Linked DNA regions of Homo sapiens: region 1 is linked to region 2. The links are chromatin contacts, found by Hi-C in ENCODE. All regions are on one chromosome and are shown on one strand. The core of a region is the stretch at or near the end of the contact, and the rest is flanking DNA. Distances in the headings are between cores, read along the strand shown.

Region 1 (3,712 bases), core at 1,041-3,540, 140 kb before region 2:
TTACCAGAGATTGTCTTTTCAAAGCACCAGCTTTGATTGCGTTGACCCTATCTTGTGATTATTCTAATGTCAGCTCTTTATCACGCCCTCCCTTCAGCTCTCTTTGAGTTTATTTTGCTGCTGTTCTTCAACTTCTTGAGATGGGTTCTTAGCTCATTTTCCATTTTTCTTTCTTTGTAATATACATTTAAGGCCATATGTTTTCTTCTAAGTACTGCTTTATTAGCAATGCCCAATTATTTTTTTCAGAAACTTTATTAGGAAAATTTTAGACAGATACAAAATAAATGAAGCTTCATGTACCCATCACCCCAGTTCAGCAACTGTCAAAATCCAGCCGTCCTTATTAAACATCTACATTCACTCCCTCCAATTACTGTTATCTGTTTTGGTAAATTTTACATACTTTGCAGCCTTAGTACCATTCAAAATTCAAATAATTCTAGTAATTCCATTTCTAGAAATACATTCTACAAAACAACTTCACACATACATGAAATGACTTGTATACAGAGTAACTGACTGCAAAAGGCCTGTTAATAGGGGACTGGCTATATATGTATTTTACCCATATAGTGACATTCTTTATAGCTACAAAAAATCATGAGAAAGCCCCTCGGTGGTGGGGCAAAGAAAGCGCCAAGATACAGTCTTGGGTGAGGAAACACTGCGTGGTTGCAGGGTGGTGTGCCAGCGCCACAGAACAGGAAAGCTGCAATGTGTGTGTTTATTCGAGACTTCCAGTCTCTGTGCTCTGGACCAAATAAATCAGACCAGCCCTCCCTCCAGCCCACCTGCCACCGAAGACACCCAAGAAAGGCAAATGAAATGTATGCAAAGTCTCTTAAAGGCTTCAAAAAGCTAAACAAGTTGCAAGAGTAACAGAAAGAACCCCGCATCCCCTTTACCCATAGTCGCCTCTTCTGAACATTCTGCTACGTTCACTTTATCATCCCTCTCTCCCTCCTCCAAGGGAATACGGTTTTTCCCATAACCATTCAAGAGTTAGTGGCAGATACCACTTCCCAAGCAAGGATGTTATTTTACATAACCATAGTACAATCGAGAATCAGGAAGTTTCACATTGATATAGTACACCCTCTAAAACATAGTCCACATTCAGATTTCACCAGTTGTCCCAGTAATGTCCTTGATAGCATTTTCCCCCTTTAATAATTGTTCCATTTCCTTAGTGTCCTTTTTTTTTTTTTTTTTGAAGACAAGAGTCTTACTCTGTTGCCCAGGCTGGAGTTACAATGGTGTGATCTCAGCTCACTGCACCCTCTGCCTCCCAGGTTCAAGCAATTCTTGTGCCTCAGCCACCTAAATAGCTGGAATTAGAGGCATGCACCACCCTGCCTGGCTAGTTTTTTTTTTAATTAGTTAATTTTTTTTTTTTTGAGACGGATTTTCACTCTTGTTGCCCAGGCTGGAGTGCAACAGCGTGATCTCGGTTCCCTGCAACCTCCACCTTCCGGGTTCAAGCAGTTCTCCTGTCTCAGCCTCTGAATAGCTGGGATTACAGGTACCTGCCACCATACCTGGCTAATTTTTGTATTTTTAATAGAGACAAGGTTTCACCATGTTGGCCAGGCTGGTCTCAAACTCCTTACCTCAAGTGATCCACCCACCTCAGCCTCCCAAATTGCTGAGATTACAGGCGTGAGCCACCACACCTGACTTTTTTTTTTTTTTTTTTTTTTTGTATTTTTAGTAGAGATGGGGTTTTGCCATGTTGCCCAGGCTATGCTTGAACTCCTGGCCTTAATCCCTCTCAAAGTGCTGGGATTACAGACGTGAGCCACCATGCCCGGCCTTCCTTACTGTCTTTTAATCTATGAAGATCGTCCATCTTTGCTGTTGATGGTAGTGAAATTTTGGAGGAATACAGGCTAGGTGTTTTGTAGAATGTCCGCAGTTGGCACTTGTCTGGTATTTCCTCTTGAGGAGATTCAGGCTGTGTCCTTCGGGCAGGAGTACAGCATATTCCTGATGTTTGCTATCACTGCATTACGTCACAAGGTACATAATTCTCGTTTTGACTTTTTTTTATTATTTAGCTAAGGCAGCATCTGCCTCTTTTCCCCACTGTATAAAAATACTGGTTCTTCCTTTGGTGGTAAGAAATGGCTGTGGGAAGACATTTTAAGACTATATAAAGATCCTGTTCCTCTTTAAGCTTCTGTCAGTTTCCTTGTGGTTTTCATTTGCATTTCTCATGTGAGAAGTGAGATTGAACATGGCTCTTGTGTTTATAAGCTGTCTCTCTTTCCCTTCACTGTGAGCCTTCACTGCACATAGCTCTTGCATTTTAATCAGTTCCTGCGATTGGAGGGCCCACCACTCTCGATATCTCAACTTACTGCTTGCTACGCAAGGGAGAGCTGGGCTGCAGAGCACAGGCCCTCTACGTGTTGCCGAGCATCATGGGGCTCGGGGATCAGTGACTTTCAGATGCAGGGATGTTGAGGGATTGTTTGGCCTTTGGTTTTGGAAGGTAGACAGTGGGGTGAGGCTGCTGCAGCCTGGCTGACTTCCAGAAGTGTGGCTACTGGTGTGAGGTCGCCATTGGTCCATTAGGAAAGATTTTGTTTTGTTTCTAGTCAATATTCTGCGGAACCATTAGGGAGGGTTTAAACTGGTTCTGGTGGTTAGTTATTTATGGTTTGGGATTATAACCAAACAAGAAAGGACAATCCGTCTCTTCCTTCTTGAATGTGGAGAATTGGAAATTCTTAGTCCAGGCCCTGCCAGGACTCACAGATACATGCCGTGGTCCCAAAGTCTTTTCTTTTCTAGCTCATCTGAGGGGCAGGGTGCCCACTCTTCAGCATCATAGGCCCCAAGCAGGGAGGGTGCCAGGTGCTTTGAAGGAGGTGACGCTGATGTGCACCCCACCAGCTCCCATCTTGAGAACGACTTACATTGACAAAGCCCTTTATAATGTCAAACCACTTTTTAAAAATTCAACTTTTCGGCCGGGCGTGGTGATTCACGCCTGTAATCCCAGCACTTTGGGAGGCCAAGGCGGGTGGATTGCTTGAGGTCAGGAGTTTGAGACCAACCTGCCCAACATGGTGAAACCCCATCTCTACTAAAATACAAAAATTAGCTGGGCGTGGTAGCAGGTACCTGTAATCCCAGCTACTGGGGAGGCTGAGGCAGAATTGCTTGAACCCAGGAGGAGGAGGTTGCAGTGAGCCGAGATTGCGTCACTGCACTCCAGCCTGGGCCACAGAGCCAGACTCCATCTCAAAAAAAAAAAAAATTCAGCTTTTCCATTAAATTTGTGTATGCTTTGTGACATTTCTTCAGATCACATGATTTTTAAAACTAAAATGGGTTTTTATGGTTTTAAATAAAATTACATGTTTAAAAACTGATTATTAAGCTGCACGTGGTGACACATGCCTGTTGTCCCAGCTACTCTGGAGGCTGAAGTGGGAGGATCGCTTGAGCCTGGGAGCCAGAAGTTGCAGTGACCCGAGATCACGCCACTGCATTCCAGCCTGGGTGACAGAGTGAGACCCTGTCTCAAGAAAATAAATTAAATAAAAATAAATAAAAGGGCCCCACAAAATCCAGGTAGGGGGTAACTGATGAACTGATTACCTATTTCAGATTTACGAATCTCAAAACTCTAAGATAGAGATTATGGCATCTAGTCAAATACTATTTGAAATACTACGTACTCTCAAAGTTTTAATAACAA
Region 2 (3,425 bases), core at 924-3,423:
CCAATCAGGCAGGGCCAAGAACTTGGAAAGTGTGCATGGAACAGAAAACCCAAATTCTAGTGTTTTAATCACATCACCGTTTATTTTTTTTCTCACACAGTAAGACAGGCAGGTGGTGCGGTGGCTCATGCCTGTAATCTCAGCACTTCGGGAGGCCAAGGCCGGAGGCTCACTTGAGCCTAGGAGTTTGAGACCAGCCTGGGCAACATAGTGAGACCTCAACTCTATAAAAATAAGTAGATAAATAAAAGCAGTGCAGAGGTTGCAGCCAAGGCAGGTGTCCCAGGCTCTGCAACTTCCACCCCCGGCTCCACCCTTCACTATCCTGAGGGTGACACTGTTATGCTCAGTGTCTCAAGAAGGCTCCTTCCCCATCCTGCTGACTGAAGAGCAGAGGGAGGGATGAGAGAGAAAAACCAGAGCCACAAACTTGGACAACTGAGGCTTTGTGGGGCGTGGAGGAAGGGATGACTTTTAAGAACTTTCTGGAAGCCCACCCATCAGTCCTGCTTACATCTCACTGCCCAGAGCTGTGTCCCCTGGCCACTCCTATCCACAAGAAGCCCCAGAGAGGTGTTTTATTTTATCTGGGCACTTTGGGTCCCAGGCAGTGGGGTTCTGTGCGTAAGGAAGAATGTGAGGGTAGAGATGGGCCAGCTGCAGGAGGATGCAGGGCCTGTCGGAAGGCACTTCCGGGTCAGCAGGGTGCTGGGGGTGGGAGCAGAGAGAGGAGGCCAGGAGGGGCTGGTGTGTGGGCTCGGGACACTGTGAGTCCTATGCAGTGTCCCGTTGTGCCTCCCCCTCCTTTTCTGTGTTGTAATCTCCTGCTGTCCCCAAGGCCAAGTTTGTTCCACTTGGTCTTAGCTTAGCTTTGGGGACTCAAGGGAAGGACCCAGGTCTAAACCTCGCAGCTGGGAAAGAACAGGTGTGGTGGCAGAAGCCAGTGCTGGGAGCACCTGCAGGTGGAGCAGTGGCAGCAGTTAGCAACCAGGACCGGACCCCCGGCACTGCTCTGAAATAAACATAGGTGGACAGGAGGCTGGACCGAGGGGGAAGTGTGGCCCCAGGGCTGGAGACACCAAGCGGAGATGGGAGAACTGCTGGATCCTCTGAATCAGAGGCCCCAGGGGATGAGCCCCGAATCTAGGAGCTTCCTCACCACTCCCAAGCTGCCCCTGTCCCCTCCAGCACCCCTTCCTAATCTTGAGAAGGTAGGGAGGACAGGGCCGGCACGTCTGGGGTCTCTGCACTGCCCGCCTCTGCCCACCTGGCCATCTGAAACTCTGGAAGGAGGCGGTGGCCGAATTGTGGGTTCAGCTTCATCTGATATTGGACTTGAGGCTCCGGCTGCAACAGGTCTGAGATGACACATCCATCGGAGGTGGCCACCGAGACACAGTATAAATCAGAGCATTGGATTCAACCTCTGCTAGGATTCTCCCTGAGTCATTTCCCTTGGACTTCTGTAGAAAAGGGCCAATACACTCCGGATTTCTTTTTTGGGAAAGGAGGGAGGCAGCCTTTCAGTGTGGGGAGGCTCCTAACAGGTGGGGCACCTGCAGCCTGGCCGCGGGGTGGAAAACTCTGCCAGCCAAGCCTGCGGGGAGGGGGCACTGCCTGCTGGAATCCACAGAAAGGCCCAGGGAAATGGTGGCCCCAGTAGGGAAACCGTTTCTTTAAGGCTGTGTTGTGGATTCCTCTGTAAGCCCCACACCTGCCCACCGTCCCCAACACAGAAAGAAAACAGGCCGTGGAGGCAGCAGTGAGCAAACTCTTTACTCCTCGGATTCTCCACCATCGGCCCCCGCGGTGACCAGTGCTCCCGCCCCGTCCCCCTTGCAGGGGACAGTGAATACAAACAAAAATAGTTCTCTACAGAACGAAGTTTCCAGGCCCCCCACCCCTTCCTTCTCTCCTCCTCCCCCAGACGGTGAGTTCCGTGGTCACCGGGCCTCCGGTGAGGCCTGGGGTCTGGTGGGTTGCAGGAAAAATAAAGAATAGAAAACAGGACCAAGTCAGCGACTGGAATTGTAGGCAACTGGAGGTCGGGGTCCGCCGCCGCCCGTGAGCCTGGCACAGGCCAGGGGGTGTCGGCCACAGTCCCGTGTGTGTAAGTGTGGTGGGAGGCAGGACGGGGTGTGGGGCGAGCAGCGTTTCTCCCGACCCTCTGGCTCACCGCCAGAAAAAAAAAAAAAAAAAGAGAGAGAGAGAAAGACAAAAAAGGAACTGGGCGGCGGATAATACAAAAGAAAAACGAAACCAAATCGCAGGCGCGGGGACCGGAGTCCCAAGGCGCCCCTGCTGCGGGGGGAGGGCAGTGCGGGCGGGAGCGCGGGCCGGGCGGGGGGCCCTGCTGAGTAGCACCTGGGAGCACCTCGGGCCGCACCCTTCTCACCGCCCGGCCTCGGACGCCGGCCCCGCCCCGGGACCCCGGGACCCCCGGCCTCCGGGTGCGGGGAGCGTCCTCCGGGCGGGGCTCAGCGGCCCAGGCGGGCGGCCAGCCCCAGCAGCAGCAGGCAGCCGAGCAGGGTGGCGGGGCGCGGGGCGGCCCCGGGCGCGCGGTCGCAGTCCAGACCGCCGTCATCGTCGGCGGGGTCGCAGCGGGGCTGCTCGCAGCGCACGCCGGTGTAGCCGCGCGGGCAGGCGCAGCGCTGGTTCTGCAGGCAGGTGCCTCCGTTCTGGCACAGCAGCTGGTCGTCGTCGCACACGTTGGCTGCAGGCGGAGGGGGCGGTCAGCACGGGGGGTGGCCCGGTCCCCCCGCCAACCTCCGAGCTCCTGCGAAGCAGGGTGTGCGAGATCCCGGGGGCGCCGTCTGGGCCGGGGATGTAGGAGGCTCCAGGCGCGCTGGGTGCGAAACGTCCCCCCTCGGAGGGTGACGGCGCCCGGGCGAGATCTGGCCCCCGGCTGCCTCCCACCGCTGCCCCTCTCTCCCCGCCCCACTGGCCTCGGTGCTGTTCTTCAGACGCGCCTGCAGTCTCCAGAGCTGTGCACGTGCTGTTCCACGCGCCTGGAGCCTCCTTTCACCCTGTGCCCGCGGCTAACGCCGACTTGGACAGCCTCCCTCCCTCTGTCCCCGCAAATACCTTTCCAACCAACCCCAGCTCGGTCTTTCTCGTAGTTCCCACCAGGCACCACCGTGCCTCAGGTCGCATCAGGCCCCGCCCCGAGCTCTTGGACCCGCCCCTCGGCCCGGCCCCGGACCTCAGCAGCATCCTGTCCCCGCCCACCTGCCAGCTCCGTCTCGCTAGGCCCCGTCCACCGCCCCCGGGTCGGCCCCATCTCACCAGGCCCCTGCCAACTATCCCAACCCTGCCCCGCTCTCACTAGGCCCCACCCACTGCCCCGGCCCTGCCCCGTCTCGCGAGGCCCCGCCCACCGCCTCTTCCCCGTCCCACTAGGCCCCACCCACTTCCCCGGCCCTGCC

The links. Hi-C counts contacts between places; a loop is a spot of excess contacts on that map. Pooled maps may share reads with other maps.
Region 1: a pooled map shows a loop between it and region 2 (11-fold over the local background). The contact joins two enhancer-like sites. A Hi-C loop is called at or near these places in 2 of 37 single-sample maps with no recorded cell type and 4 of 50 pooled maps.

The regions. Positions count from the first base shown.
Region 1 is chr9:132,380,754-132,384,465 of GRCh38, reverse strand. The region is part of intron 9 of TTF1 (transcription termination factor 1); the gene reads left to right. Among named protein-coding and RNA genes, the nearest start is that of TTF1, 24 kb to the left of the region's middle. RefSeq lists enhancers at 579-628, 2,046-2,205. Within about 2 kb of position 2,290, at least 6 of the 41 ENCODE cell types and tissues checked have a DNase peak (open chromatin) inside an H3K27ac peak, as active enhancers do.
Region 2 is chr9:132,241,164-132,244,588 of GRCh38, reverse strand. It overlaps NTNG2 (netrin G2), which reads right to left. Exons shown (of 8, transcript NM_032536.4): 8 at 63-2,713. The coding sequence ends at 2,478. Among named protein-coding and RNA genes, the nearest start is that of NTNG2, 81 kb to the right of the region's middle. RefSeq lists silencers at 2,330-2,399, 2,870-2,919, 3,070-3,425. Within about 2 kb of position 2,173, at least 15 of the 41 ENCODE cell types and tissues checked have a DNase peak (open chromatin) inside an H3K27ac peak, as active enhancers do.